2 separate regions of the Homo sapiens genome follow, and region 2 is linked to region 1. A link is a loop called in an ENCODE intact Hi-C map of the cell type or tissue named here. Cell type or tissue: heart left ventricle. All regions are shown on one strand. Links, peaks and the distances in the headings refer to the core of each region. The heading gives the core; the rest is flanking DNA.

Region 1 (7,587 bases), core at 1,383-6,382:
TTGTCCGTCAATGCTCTACAGACACTGTTTCAGAACTAGGGATATTGAGGGAGAGTTCTCTGTGTGGCTGGAAGAGGACGGTGTGGTAGATGTTATCAGTGTCTGCATTGGATCCTCTTCCTCTGAGGACAAGGAGGATGACACCTCCTCACTCTGTGAAGTTAGGTGTAACTATAAGCCACAGAGCTCTGCCTGTGAAATGTGAGCAAGGGGACATATATCACTTCTGTGTGGAAGTGTGTATGAGCTGGTACATGACTCCACCCCCTCTTTCCTCCTAAGATGGTATCTGACAGGCTACAATAAATGAAATGTCCCTGTTGACCTACACTGGATGTAGCACAAAGAAGAAAGAACCCTTTAGTATTCTAAGCTGCTGAGAGTTGGGAGCTGTTTGTTACCGCAACATAACCTAGCCTACCCTGACTAGTACAAAAGGTTTAGGAAATAGAAATCCACGTTCTATAAGAACAGCAGTCTCAGGCAGGCTTGGCATAGCAAAAGTATTGTTTTAGATAAAAGTAGGGAGGAAGGCTTGAAAACCTCTTTACTTCTCTATTTGGTTCTAGTTAGTGTCTTAACTTTAAAAAAAATGGCTGCAGTTTCAGCCTTCTGGCAAGGGCTGCTTTCAGTAAGATGCCCAGAACAAAACTGAAAGCACCAATCTGTCTCATTTACTTAGATGCATTCAATTGCCAACAAAACTAGACACATGGATGAAGAAAGATGTTGAATAAAATGAGGTAGAGACAGTATCCCAGGCTGAGGGAACAGGCTGAGTCAAGGTGTGGCACATTCTGGGGACTCTAAGTAAATAGGCTCAACTCCCTCATCAAGCCACTAATCTACCCCGTGGTCATTCCAGATGATGAGAACAGATGCCATTTCATTCGGAGGGAAGTCTGGTAAAGGGGACAGGAGAAAAGGGTTGCAGAGTAGAGCAAAGAGCCATACACTGGGTGTACCATGAAATATCTGTCATGAAGCCAGGCACAGCTTGGACTTGTCTTGACATAGGTGTCAACAGGCATAGAAGGTGTTTCTCCTTTTCTAGATCCATTTTCCGTTTTTTTGTTTTTTGTTTTTTTTTTTTGAGATGGAGTTTCACTCTATTGCCCAGGCTGTAGTGCAGTGGTGAGATCTCAGCTCACTGCAACCTCCACCTCCTGGGTTCAAGCAATTCTCCTGCGTCAGCCTCCCAAGTAGCTGAGATTACAGGTGCCTACCAACACGCCCGGCTAATTTTTTTTTGTATTTTTAGTAGAGACAGGGTTTCACCATATTGGCTGGTCTGATCTCAAACTCCTGACCTCAGGTGATCCACCTGCCTCGGCCTCCCAAAATGCTGGGATTACAGGTGAGAGCCACTATGCCTGGCCTTACAAGATCAATTTTTCTAACCCTTCCACTCTTTGTATCTGACTTCTGGGTTGTTCTTATTTCTTGCTTGTGTTGGGTGAATTGAGAGCTGTTGACAGCTGTTTGCTCTCTCTGTCAAAGGTTAACTGAACTAGGAGGCTCATGGAGATTTCCACCCATTTCCAAGATCAAATGAAAAGTCACTGGAAATACAGTTAAACCAGTTTAAAACTAACCAACCAACCCACCCACACGCTCATGAGGATACTTGAGATTGTGAGAAGAGGAGATCAAAGCAAGTTGGGGACATTTACTTCTTTTTCCTGTGCCATATGGACTTTTTTTTTTTTGTAGTTCATTTACCCATTTGTTTAACCTATGTTGCCAAACTTTTGCTATGGGACTCAAGAATTCCAAGAGTATCATTAAGTTACAAACCTAATTAGAAACTGGAGACAGGAAGGGACTAAGGCTGGAGGGTGGCATTGAACATCTAGAATCGCAGCCATTGGGCTAATTAGCCCAAAATGAAGGAATCTAGCAGTAGCAGCCAGCCCTCAGGATGGCAGAGCAGGAGGCTCTCAGTCTGTTGACCTTTTTTGTGAAGCAAACAGATGGCCACATCTTGTTCCAGCTGCAAACGCCATGCAGCCTTCTGCGAGGCCGGCTGGTGTGTGCCTCAGGACAAGTCTGCATGGATGTGCTGGTGAGGCTAGGCCATCTCAGCAAGGCCTTTGTCCATGGAAGGGAGCCGCCTTCTGGCTAAATTCCTGGAGATGTTTCAGGGAAGCCAGCTGTTCTGTTAAGAGTGGGGCTTTGAGGTCAGACAGGCCTGGGGATGAATCCCTGCTCTATCCCTAGCTGTGGAAACTGTTAACCTCTCTCGGATTTCTTATTATAAGTATTTATTGTGTGCTTACTATATGCCAGGCACTGTGCTAAATGCTTTGCATGAGTAACTCATGCCATCCACACACAGACTCAGGATGTGTGTGCGATGTCCCCAGGATCACAGAACTCATAAGGGGGTGTAGTCAGGATTCAAATGGAGTCTGATTCCAGTGCTTGAATTCTTAACCACTGCATGATAATGCCTCACCTAACAGTAGGATCTACACTCCCATGAGAATGTGCTGAGGCTCCAATGAGGCAATCTATGTATAGCTTTAAGAAGTGACCAATTCATGGCTGCTGTTACTACTAATCTTTTTGTAATAAACCCACATAGTTAAGGTTGGCCAAGGCAGTGATTAGATATGTACTCTGCTACTAAGTCCGTTTTTTCAAGGTCCTGTTCTCACCTGGGTTTCAGTTAACAAAGAACCTAAAAAAGAAATTCTGGAGGCACCATCATTTCCTCCCCCAGCTCTCAGGGGAGGGATTTATTCTCCCTGAGCTGAGGAGCAAAGGGAACCACGTAGCGATCAAACATGGATGAAAGGCAGCAGCGGGAGCAGCCCATGTCCAAGTGGAGCCAGCTGGGACCTCCAGGCAAGGTGCCCCGTGGGGGCTGTCACCCCAGAACTGGCCCATGTCTACAACCAGCCCTCCTTGGCACCCCAGCTGCATCTACTCACAAGTTTCAACCAGGCTTCCTCACTGGATTCTCCTCTCAATGCTGGCACCAGGCTATGTGGTGGACGCCGCCTTCTCTCCTCCATCTACCCCATAACGAGGGCCCTCTGTGGACCTGCCTTGCTCCTTCCCCACAAATTTTAGGCTGCTGCTTTTCCTGGACCCCAATCTCAGTGGGGACTTCAGAAACATGTGTCCACGTGTGTGGCCCTTGCCTATTAATGCCTACAGTAATGTTCCCATACATTGGACAGCCCTACAGAAGAGCACTGTTTTAGGAAAGCAAGGAAAAGATAGGGGAGGCCCTAAAGCAATTAAGAATCCCCTCCTCAAATACAGCCCAAATCCACCTGCAGGCGGCAAGTTTCACAAGACTAGAAACAATAAAAACTGCTGGCAACTATAGAATTCTATGGCTGACTCCCTAAATAGGATAAATGATATTCTTCTGCCCTCTACCGGTAAAGAGCTGTGCCACACGGTGCCTCACGGTGCCTCCGGGAAGGACGCAAACAAAGACCGTGACTGACAATGCACCTTGCATTCTTTGGAAACAGAAAGGGAAGTCCGCTATCAACTTGGTGGGGAAGCCTGTCATCAGCGAGATGCCCACACGGGACTGAAAGGAGCCCACCTGCCTTACATCCATGCAGGCACCAAGTAGCCAATGAGCCTGGAACCATGGATCACACCGCTCCACCCTGGGCCTTAACGGGCAAACAGAGATGCCGAACACAGTAAGATGGGAACAGCATTCCAGGCTGAAGGAACAGTCTCAGCAAATGGAGGGAACTGGGAGTGGATGGGCTAAGCCCCCTCCAGCCATCTGTCTACCCGCTGGTCATTTCAGGCACTGAGAAAAGGTGCTGTTTCATTCTCCTAAGAGAGTTTGGTGAGTGAAATCTCCACAGGCAGGCTCAGGAGATCGGGGTTTTATAGAGATACATTCCTTGGATTGGGGACATCCCTTCCCCTCTCTGTGACTTGGTTTCCTCATTTGTAAAATGAAAGAGTTGGAAAGGAATGATGTCTGAGGCTCTTTCCAGCTCAGATATTCTGGTCATTCGCAGGCTTTTGGTTCAAGGCCACCACTGATAGCACTGAGGGCAAAATATGCTATCTGGCCACTTTGCTACCCTTCAAGGTGGCTTCCCCATTGCATCAGGAGTATGCCTCCTCTCTATCCCCTCTGCTGGCCCTGTCTTGTGCTGCCTTGGGTGCAGTGGTGGAAGCTGGCCTGTCTATACGAGCAAGATGGAAACTGACTCACTTCATGTGTCCTGTGTCTTCCCAGCCTACCTGTTACCACACTCCCTAGGAAACGGGTTCAAAGGGCCAGCCGACGGCTGCAAAACACCAGCACTCAATCACCTTCGGAACAGACTCAGCACTTTAAAAGTATAAATAAATAGGGCTGCCTCTGATTTTTTTTTTCCACTTGGAAATTTGTAACATCATTAGCTACAAGTAAATATATCAGTAGGATTAATGGAGTGAATCACAAAGCGACTTGGATTTAAAACCACATTATTTCTTTGGGGTGAATTAGTAAATTTAGCATTGTCAAGAGATGATGGATTGAGAACCTGGGGACTGAGAATTCTTACTGATCCTGAGGATAGATCGGCATGAGAAGCAGAGGCTGGAATGGCTTCTCACCCTCTGTTTTCAGAGAGAAAGGAAATATGGCTTTGCTGCATGCTAAACTACATGGAAATATAGTGTTCCTTTTCAGACACAAGGTAGAGATGTGACAGCACATGGTAGGCAATGACCCAGACGGTCCCCTAAAGTCCCTGCTGCCTGGTATTCTGGTCCTTGTGTAATAATCCCTTCTCTTTCCATAGTAAACCTGAACAAGTGACTAGCTTCTAACAAACGAAATACAGCAGAAGTAATGAGATGTCACTTCTGAGATTAGGTTATAAAAAGACTGTGACTCCTGCCTCAGGTGCTCTCTCTCACCTTCTCTTGGGTTGTTTGCTTCAGGGGTGTCACGGTGAGGTAGTCCCCTCCTGTGGGCCCATGGCAGTGAGCTTGGAAGTGGATCCTCCCCAAGCTGAGCCTTGGGATGATCCAAGACCAGGTTGCCACCTTGCAACACCTTGACTGCAGCCTCATAAGAGACCCTGAGCTAGAACTGCCCAGTGAAGCTGCTCCTGTATTCCAGACCCACAGAAAAAAATACGAAAAACAGTATGATAAGAAATGTCTGCTGTTTTAGGTCATTAGGTTTGGGGTTATTTCTTATGCAGCAACAGGAAACCAATACACCACGTGACTTGCTTTGGTTAATGAAATATGAGGGGAAACACTGTATGTCATTTCTGAGTAGAGGTTTCAAGGGCCAGAGTAAAACTGGTTTCCTGTCTTGGTAACTGTGCAAGCTGGGGTCAGGATGGAACTTCTGTGGGCCTGGGCCTGGGGGGCTGAGAATGCTTATCGATCCTGAGAGTAGATCTACAGGTCACCACGATGAGCCAAGTCTCCCTGACCCTGACACTGCTGACCTACACTGCATATGTAGTGTGACCAAGAAATAAACCTTAGTTGTATAAAATCACTGAGGTTTTGGGACTGTCTGTCACCACAGAATAGTCTAGCCCATCGATCTAGCATCCCATTCAATCCCACAATCATGGATTGGGGAACTCAGGGTATTCTGAGAAATGCACTTGCACTTCCTGCTAAGAACACAGGTTCTGCTTAAAATGGTTTTGAATGTGGATATTTCCTCACAAAGGCCACCACAACAGTGTCTTCTAAAAGGATGTTCCAATATTCTGTCTCATTGACCCCGTTTGTACACTTGCACCTCCAGAACACATGCTCCAACTTTTAGTTTGGAAAGTAGGATCCTCATATAGGTTAATGGGCCCCCACTCAATGAGGATATGCCAAGCATTTCTACACAGACACTCTCATTAAATTCTTATCTGCCAGGCCGATGTAATTATTGTTACCCTTTATTTACAGATAAGGAAAATACAGATTTGAGGAGTAAAATCAGCTATTGGGGGTTATTCAGCCTCTAGGTAGATGTTGGCAGAACCCAGACTTGAGTCAGGCCCTCTGAACCAACACTCACGTTCTTTCATCTAATCTCGGGTGAGCCCCAGCTACAGAGGCAGGGGCATCAAGACTGTCTCTTAGCAAGAAGGTTTTAGAACCCACAGGCTGAAGCCGCATTTATGAGGGAGGAAACGCTTGCGGATGGAAGGTAGACATGGAGATATATTCCTTACTTGTGTCAATGAAGACCGCATCCACGTAGATTTTGGTACAGAAAGAGCCCAGGATAAACCCGCAGGCTGGTCCAAATACCAGCATCGTGAACAGGATTCCTGAAGGAAGATGAAGAAAAAAATAGATTACAAAACAGAAGCTATTCGATGAGCAAAATCACCAAAGGTCAAGGAGATTATTTTACATTGATGAGATGAGATGACATTAGGAATTCATCTAAAAATCCTAGAGGGGAAAGGCTGAATTTCTAATTTTTGGAAACTCTATGAAAGCACTGTATATTATGCTACAATTCTATAGTATTTCAGGTAGGTTGCTTTGAAATTTGTGTCCCTTACTTTTAGAGGACTTCACCCCACATCAAACATATTAAAATACATCCGCATCTATCATTAAATATTTTTTCTGCCATCCACACTTTTGAAAAGGCTTTTATAATTTTGCTTTTACATTTACTTACTTTTATGTAACTTATTTAATTTATGGTTGGCTAAGATCCCTTGACACCCACTGTGCAAACTCAAGAATTTTTTGTGAAGTGAGGATAATCTATGCCACAAATTATTTTCAAATATAATAAAACGTTCAAGACTCCGAAATTCAGCAAATAACAAAGTTCACACGATGGTAAATATCTAACATTTAATTACACATTTATTAATTTCAATTCTTCAATTTCTGTCCACGTTTTGAAGTCATTATCTGTTTCCACTGTTGTTGTGGCTGCTTGTAACAGCTGTTCAGGAATTAAGTGATTCTGTAGCACTTGAGAAAATGGCAGGCTCTGGGCAGTGCTTAAGTATCTGATCGATACAATACCTGGTATTTTACACAGAAATTTTAGGACATTCTGGGAAAAGTACTGATCCCAAATTCAAACCCACAGGCTGTATCTATTTAAATTTCAATTTGGTAGACATTTCTTGAGCACTGACAGTTCTCCAGGCCCTGGAGGCAAAAATAAGAGTCCAGAAAGTGGCCCTTCCCTTTAGAAGCTGGCCATCTGATGAGGACAGTCAGTGCATGGGTAATTCCAGGCCAGGCAGCTCCAAGGTTGGGTGCTAACAGGCCACACGGGCACCTGGAGAGCAGGGTGAGAGATGAATGTCACTTGCTGGGAACCTAAGCCCAGTGGAGGGTAGCTCTCCAGCCTAGTCTGTTCATAGGCGTAGACCAACTCACCCTAAATTCTCTCGGTGATGTCATTGTGGAACCAATCACATATTCATCCATTCAGTCAAGTTTTACTGAGCTCCTTCTATGTGCCAAGTACTATTCTCAGGGTTGGGGATTCAGCATTGAACCAACCAGTAAAAATCCTAGCCTCGCTGACTTGAAGCTTTCCCTCCTCCGAACTCATTCATTGACTTGAGGTGGGGAAAAACAACTTAAACTACACAGAGGAAG
Region 2 (7,587 bases), core at 1,321-6,320, 290 kb before region 1:
CCGCATCTTCCATTACCCCAAGACGTGACTTGCCCGATTTCCTTTCCAATCCACGTTTCTGAGGCGAGCAGCTATGAAAAGTAGCATGTTTATCTCTGCGTGGGAATTGGTGGCACGTTGTGTATTAACTGCGCAGCATTTGTGAAAGTTTTCAGAGCTCTTGGGGAAACCGAGAATGAGAGGAGAAAGAGGCAGGGAGAGGGGTTCTGGAAGCCCAGCGGAGTTCACAGAAGGAATTCCAGGGAGATGGGCAGGGGCAGGGAGAAAATGAGAGCAGGAAGCGGCACTTGTCACAAGTTTTTGTCCTTGGGGCCTCGGCATCCCGCCTGGGCCCAGGACTGGCATCTCCCATTTGAGGGACTGACAGTGTGGCGGACCCTCAACTAGCACAGATAACAAATGAAGTAACAAATGGGACAAAGGAGGGGCGCACGCGGCGCGGGACTCGAGAAGAGCGCCTGGCAGAGCACAAATCCCACAGAAGAAGAGACCTTCTGCCCTCTTTGAGACCTCACCTTCCCCTTGCCCAGGGCCAGGAAGCTCTCCTCGGGCCTCCTCAGAACCCCGGCTGCCTCCCCACCTGTCGTCTACCGCCCTTTGGAGGTTCCGGAGAGGGGCCCGGCCCGGCGAGCCGAAGGCTGCGGGGCGGGGCGCGAGTCTCAGCCCCTGGGACACACAGCCGGTGCGTCCCGCGCCTCAAGTGCGCACTCCAGGAAGTCCGGAGCCGGGAGGATCCGGGCTCGCGGTCCCACCCTACCTCTGGCGAGGTCGGGAGAAAAAAAGCGCCAGATCGCCCGCCTGAGGGCCCAGAAGCCCACCGGGCGGCGGTACAGACTTTCCCGAAATGTCTCCGTCTCCGCGCTGCGAGCGCACAGGAACCCAGGGTCGCCGGGGTTGCCGTGGCTTGGCTGAACGTCCAAAGCCAGGCGAGGGCGGGGGGTCTCAGTCCAGCTATGCGAGCCCTTCTCTAGTGGTGCCAGCTCCTACGCCGGGCTCCCGGGCCGGCGGGAGGCGCGTGTGCCTGTCTGTGTGTGCAGGGGACATTCCGCTTCCCAGTAGCCCATGCAGAACCCCGCCCTCCGCTCCGGCCCCAGGAACCCCTCCCCCAGCTCAGAGATCCCTGCGCGCCCCCTGCCCACTTTGCCAAGGCGAGAAAGCGGCCGTGCTGGAGACAAAGAAACTCCTGCCTCCCTCCACTCTCGGCCCCTCCGCCCGCCCGAGACACTCCCCGGCGCCCTCCCTCGACCCCGGCGACACTGCGCTTGGACACGCCAGGCAGGGGGGCAGGGTGGGCGAGTCCGCTTCCCGACGCGGGCCAGCTGGGGGCTTCCCGTGAACCCCGCCCGGGGACACCCCACAGCAGCCGCGCCCCCACCCTCCTCTCCCCAAACCGTCCCGGGCCCCTGTCGCCGCCACCTTCTGCCAAACCGTCCCCATCTCTCCAGCGGAGCTACAGCGGGGCGCGGCGCACACAAAGGGGGTCGGAGGGTGGAGAGTACAGAAGGAGGGAGAGATCCCGCCAGGGCTCGTGGCACGGGCCTGGGAGCAGCTATTTACCCGATTTCTTCTTCGATCTCTGAGATGTCTGCGAAGATGAGGAAGACCACGAGCAGCGTGAGCGCGGCCAGCATCCAGCTCCGGAACTGCAGCTGCATGGTGGGTTCGCGCCCGCCGGGACCCACGCGGGCCGGCGCGAGGAGCAGGGGCCGGAGGGCGCAGCGGCGGACGCCGGAGCCTCCGCGCGCCGCGCGCAGCTGGGCAGACACCCTGCGCTCCGGACGAGTCCGGGCCGGCGGCGGCAGCGGCAGCGGCAGCGGCAGCGACAGGCAGGGGTTGCTCAGGCGCGGCGAGCCCGCTCGCTCCCTCCCGGCTCCCGCCTGCCCCTCCCTCCCTCCTCTCCCTTCCCCCGCCCCGCGCCCGGCTCCGCGCGCAGTTTGACAGCTTTGCTCCGCGCCTCTGCTCGCCTCCTCCCACCAACTCCAGCGTCCAGGCGCTAGCCTTTGCTTCTCCCGCCTGGCTTTATTCAGCTCCCGAGGGCGCGGGGATGCAGCCGGACGCCACTCCTGGCCTAGAGAGACTGGGCTCTGGCCACCGCGAGCGACCGGGTACGGAGCTGAGCCCAGGGAAGTGCGCGCACCGCCCGGCGCACCCCTCAGGCTGGCAAACGCCCTCCCTCGCCCGCTCTTTGTCCAGCTCCCTCGCCTCCTCGCAAAGTTTTCTCGACACAAAGACCAACACCTGGGGACAGCCCCCAGCGCGCGGCGAGAAGGCGGTTTCAGCCAGGCAGATGTTTCAGCAGTTGATGAATTAGGAGGGGAGGTGGGGGAAGGGGAGGAGAGAAGAAATATCCAAGACAGGCCAACTTCAGTGAAGATGCTGACTACAGTTTGTGGGCGAGGCTCTCAGCCCTCGAGAAACCACTCCCTCCAGGTGCTGATCTTTATCTCCATTTATAGACCCGATACTGGGTCGGGAGAGCTCTCCGAGCTGCCCCCAGATCACGCAGTCCTGGCTGGAACCCTCGGCTAGAACCCCAATGGGAGACTCAGCGCCCGCCTTCCCTCCGCCCTCGCGGTGCTGACGCCGGGTGGCCTTCATCTCCCCAGTTCTTGGACTCTCAATGACCCTAAGATCAATAACCGCGGGAGGCCTGTCTTGATCAAAATGCCTTCTAGAAAAATATGGCTCCCACAAGGGGTAATGCCCCCCACCCTTCCGAATATTGTACACTTTCACAGCCTTAGACAGTTTAAGTCAAATTACATTTCACACCAACCATTGGCCAGGGGTGGGAAGGGCCCCATTAAGTTTTACTGGAATTAGATAATTACCTTTTATTTTCTTTGCACGAATTGGAACAATTCCTGAAATTAAGAAATGTAACTTTCCAGAAATGATCATCTGGTTTATGAAAGGGTCCTTTGGGTTTGAGTGTGGGGAGGAGGAGTCCTGTTGGAGAAGCTACATGGAATGTCCTAAGTGCTGGAAACCACACCCCAGTGAATGGGAGGGGCGTGTCGGCCTTATCCCCTGGACCACTCAGAGGAGTTTGGCGAGGGGCTGGCAGCAGCCAAGTCCCTTCATGGCGCCCCCGGGGATGTAAGAGGGCCTTCTGATTTTCTACCAAAGTACTGCTTGTGCCCAGAGCCCTTCTGCCCCTTCGTGTGTAAGGAGGGGCAGGAGGGAGGCTTCCAAGCCGGGGGCTGCTGCCCTTGTTGACCCTGGGAGCCAGGGCAGGCTCTCCCCTGCAGGAAGAGGTCCCATCACCCAGCCTGGAGAATGGATTAGGGAAGCAGCACAGCGTCAAGGGAGAGCTCTGCCTCACCTCCTTTGAGGAGTGCCAGGAGCAGATGTCTTTTCCCCAGAGGAAGCGTGTACTAATTCCCACCTCAGCGCTTCATTTCCTTCCCATTCCTTGGCGAAGTCAGCGCACCCTGCTCCTTTTACAGTAAGCACTTCGAAAATACCATGTATTTTTCTTGGGGTGAGGTTTTTCTGATGTGGAGAACAATGTTGGACGTCACTCTCCCTGTCTGTTAGAGGCAGGGATGAGACGTCAAAGGAGAGTTTCCCATCAGTGTGGCTGGCACGGGGTCTAACCATCCTTATTTCAAGTTTTCAAAATGCCAAAATCTTTCCCTTTGTCTTGCTTGAAGGGTGGTTTAGGAGGTGTGGAGTGGTTTTTGTCATCATTTTGCCTTGTTTTTCTGAAGGGAATGGTTGGGATACCTGAATAGGGAGAGGAAAGTACAGGATGCGCCTGGTATGCTGCTCTGTATTTGAATCGCTCCTCCACTCACTCCAACGTGCAGCAATATTTAACCTACCTTGTACCAGGCTCTGTGCTAGGAGCTAGAGACACCAAGTGGAGAGAGACACCTCGGGTTTCCTGCCCTCTAGTGGCTCACTGTTCACAAGGGAGACAGACATTCAGGTGTCTAATTATGATAGGGGATTTGAGCTGCAGTAGACCTAAGGTCTCCTGGCTCACTTATAATTGATTAATAAGATCCCCCAAAAGAGCAAGAAGAAACTGACCTTTCTCTCCTCTGTTCTCTGCTTCTCTGCTTCTCTACCTACTGCACTCTTACCATGCAGAACATCATGGAAGTGTTGCCGTGGTACTAAATTCACCAGGTCGGGTCAACCTCATTGCTGCAAGCACAATTACAACAGAGTCTATTTCCATTTCCTGTTAGGTGACCCACGATTACAGCAGAATCTATTTCCGTTTCCTGTTAGGTGGCCCATGTTCTCATCCCAGGCTCAGTCTTCCTTCTTTGCACCCACCAGACCAGAGTCATATGAGTGGACAGGAAACAGTGGAAGCTTTTGTTGAATGGTTCGATTCCATATAGAGAGATCCCTGTAATCAGACCCACAGAGCAATATCTCTCAAGTATACCTGCTCGGAAGTAGAGCTAGCTTCCTCACATAGACGCTGTCCTTGCGATGAGAGTCACTGAAGTGGGATTTTTCTTGGAGGGTGATGGGGGACCCTTGTGATCGTTGACTATAGAATACCTGCTATCTGTGATCACTTAGGTTTGGGTCTCGTTGGGCCAGCTCCTTTAACAAGTGATTGTGTACATACACCACCCGTTGCTGCCTCTGCAAAAATGAGTTTGTTCCTGGAATCTGGAAAGAGGAAGACTGATGAGATTGGTGGAGAATGTCAGACTGGTGATGTGAACTGCCACATGGGCATGTGCTTGGCTTGGCCACCCTGACCCCTCCCCTCCTGCTTACCCCTCTGTTTAAGCAAGTCTCTTTTCCTGCCTTGGATTTTCCAAGAAGCCCGAAGGTCCTACAGCCATCACTTCTGTAGACTAAGTCATTGAATGTTTGGGTTAAAATGAGGAAGTGGTGGCAAATTAAAGGCCATTACCACCCATTAACATTTTAACTCAAATTAATTGAGTATATAAGCTATTCAGGCAACTGGTAAGGCCCTGGGCAGTTTGTAGTAATGAGGGACAGAGGGCCAAGAGGCTTTTCAGAAGCTCAAAGGAGCCCAACAGGGTCACACATGGACACCCCTTCCTTGTGTCTGACACTGGCTGAGGGCATGTTTGTCCTTCTAGCTGCAACCTGGAGAATGGGGAACCACCCAAAGCCTGAATTCGTGGAAACTCTAAAACTGTATCTACCATTTACACATAGGGCTAAACTCCCCCTCTCCACCCCAGCTATGCAGAATCTTCACCTGAGCGACTTCTTGGGAGTAGTAAGGTCTGTATTGATAATAACTTGTCCAAGTGACTGGCTGGAAATGGGGGCAAGTCGGACGGGGGAGGGAGCAAGGGGGAATGGAGCTAACATTTGGGAGTGCACACAAGTTCAAGGCGCTGGCCTGGGCTATTTCTCTGATTTAATCCTGGCAATCCTTTCATATAGATATCATTATCTCCCTTTTACATTTGAGGAAACTGAGGCTCAAAGAAGCTGATTTCCTACCCTGACCCAGCAACATGTGGGACTGTGGGATGGCCAATATCCTCTTCCGCACGTGGGGCAATTCTAAATAGATTTGTAAACAGGCATCTTCTTTAATTCTGACTATGTGCCCTTAGTTCTGGCATGTGAGGATTCTGGGAACAAATCTATCTTCACTCACTGCACACCCTTCATCATTTGTGAGACTATAGTAATAAATCTCTGTTTTCATCTTTCCACATGGAAAAAACGAGTTATTTCAATCAATTCAGACTTAAAAAAACCTTAAGAATAAATAATAACAATCGCATTCAAAATTCTGACCTAACACCTTTGAACTCGCTCCAAGAGCAATTTAGAATGTGAAATAACTACAAAGTGGTAATGGTCTTGCTTTTTCATCATCTCTGAAGGGGGAACTGTATGTGTGTTGGGACTGGGTAGGATGGGAGGGTGATGTCAACAGGTAGAGTATCATAGTCGGGATACATTCATTGGCTATTGTGTTTCTGCACTGCTAATAAATGAGAGAATTTGCCTTATCTTGAGAAATTTACATTAAATTTGAGTATTCTCACAAATGCAACGTTTTCCGCTTTAAAATCAGACTCAGAGTGGTAAGAATATGGAAAAGTTAACGGGCACATTTGCATTCCTTTTGTAACTTTTTTTAAATAGCAAAATTATAGTTTAGCCAAGGAAAGAAAAGAAATGTACTCAGGCGATTGCTGTAAATATTTCCGAGACTATCAGCAAGAGATCTTGGGAGGGGTGTGAGAATGAGCTCCACAGCGAGCTGGAAGTGGTAGTGGGCAGGGGGATGGTTCAATGTTTTTTTGTTTGTTTGTTTGTTTGTTTTGCTGGGAGTTTAACAAACTCTTCAGCTGGCATTCAAGGCAGTATTGAACCAAAGCATGAAGTCAGGTACCAGACAACAGAGAAGAACTAAAAGGAATGTCCGCTCACGATTCTCACCAGGGCTTCGAGGAATGATCACTGTGATCTCAGTCAGACTTCCTGGCTTGCCCAACTTCTTGGCTTGCCCACCTTTGCCCAGAGTCCAGCATGGCCCCTTCCTTGTAGGCATCTGAGGAAACTGGCCCGTGTTGACCATCCCTGGCTCTCAGTCTTGTGCCACTTCTCTTAACCTTAGTTTGGATCATGGACCTCCACATTCTCAGAGCTGGAAGGGTTGGTGGAGATGGTGCTTTCCCACTCATTCATTTACTTGACAAGCATTGCTTCATTGCCTCTTACATGTCTGGAATTATGCTGGAGGGCTGGGATGTAGCAGCAAATGGGGTAAACGCAGCTGCTCCCCTGGTGGAGCTTGGAGTCCAATGGGATTTTCTAGATGAAAAACGCTGTGATGAGAGACCAAGAGACTTGCCCACAGTCCCACCACTTGTTTCAGAGCTGAGAACAGATTCTAGCTCTCCTGCCTCCTAGCTGAGTTCAGTTCTAGTTCTCCTTCATACATAATATTTTATTTCATGTTTGTGATACTTCAGTGAGATTGGAAACTCCGAAGGGATAGGGACTTTTATTCCTCTCTGGCCCCACATTATCTAGGAGGAAAGAACCCCAGTCAATACCTGTTCCCATCATGGTCAATTTCAAACCATCATCGTCACGTTGCTGAAGGCAGAGTTAGGAAAAGATGTGAACCGCCCAGCATGACACAGTATTCCCACCATATTCATACAAGAAACAAGATAACTTCAAGAACATAGATCATGGTCAAGGGTGGAAAATGAAATTAGGAAGTGATGAGTTCTGAGTATTTATTGCCTTTGTTTTTGATATAATTTATTGAACTTCAAGTTGATATATTTCCATTTTTAATAATGACTGTATTGAAGAGCCAGCATGAGCCACCTCCAGCACAAAACTAGGGACCAGTGGCAACAGGAGGTCGCCAAAGTCACAATGCCTTTGTGAGCATGCCAGGTGAAATACTGTTTCTAAAGTAAACTCGAAGCGGCATAGTCCCCAAAGACATGGCAGCGTTTGCCAGGATGTCGACCCGCTGGGATGTTGGCACCAAACACTGGACAGAGGAAGGAGACTCTTGGTGCCAAGTCAGTTTCTTGTAAAATGTCCCTTTGGGAATCCTCTTCCACTTCTCCCCTGCCTCAAATGCCATCTGTG

Evidence for each region. A loop is a pair of places that touch in the nucleus more often than their neighbours do. Peaks named below come from ENCODE experiments on the same cell type or tissue, not always from the same donor. Only the 100,000 strongest peaks of a DNase experiment are listed, where the experiment ranks them.
Region 2: a loop joins it to region 1, with 5 times the contacts of the local background. A loop is called at or near these places in 36 of 110 quality-filtered maps.

Annotation. Positions count from the first base shown.
Region 1 is chr15:92,093,572-92,101,158 of GRCh38, reverse strand. It overlaps SLCO3A1 (solute carrier organic anion transporter family member 3A1), which reads right to left. Exons shown (of 10, transcript NM_013272.4): 3 at 6,180-6,278. Among named protein-coding and RNA genes, the nearest start is that of SLCO3A1, 240 kb to the right of the region's middle. In heart left ventricle, for the core only: CTCF peaks have their summits at 2,124 (motif pointing left) and 3,394 (motif pointing left); no DNase peak of the experiment used is centred there.
Region 2 is chr15:92,388,133-92,395,719 of GRCh38, reverse strand. It overlaps ST8SIA2 (ST8 alpha-N-acetyl-neuraminide alpha-2,8-sialyltransferase 2), which reads right to left and starts at 1,839. Exons shown (of 6, transcript NM_006011.4): 1 at 1,558-1,839. The coding sequence starts at 1,655. In heart left ventricle, for the core only: a CTCF peak has its summit at 3,906 (motif pointing left); a DNase peak (open chromatin) is centred at 1,959; H3K4me3 peaks cover 1,112 bases; H3K27me3 peaks cover 3,689 bases.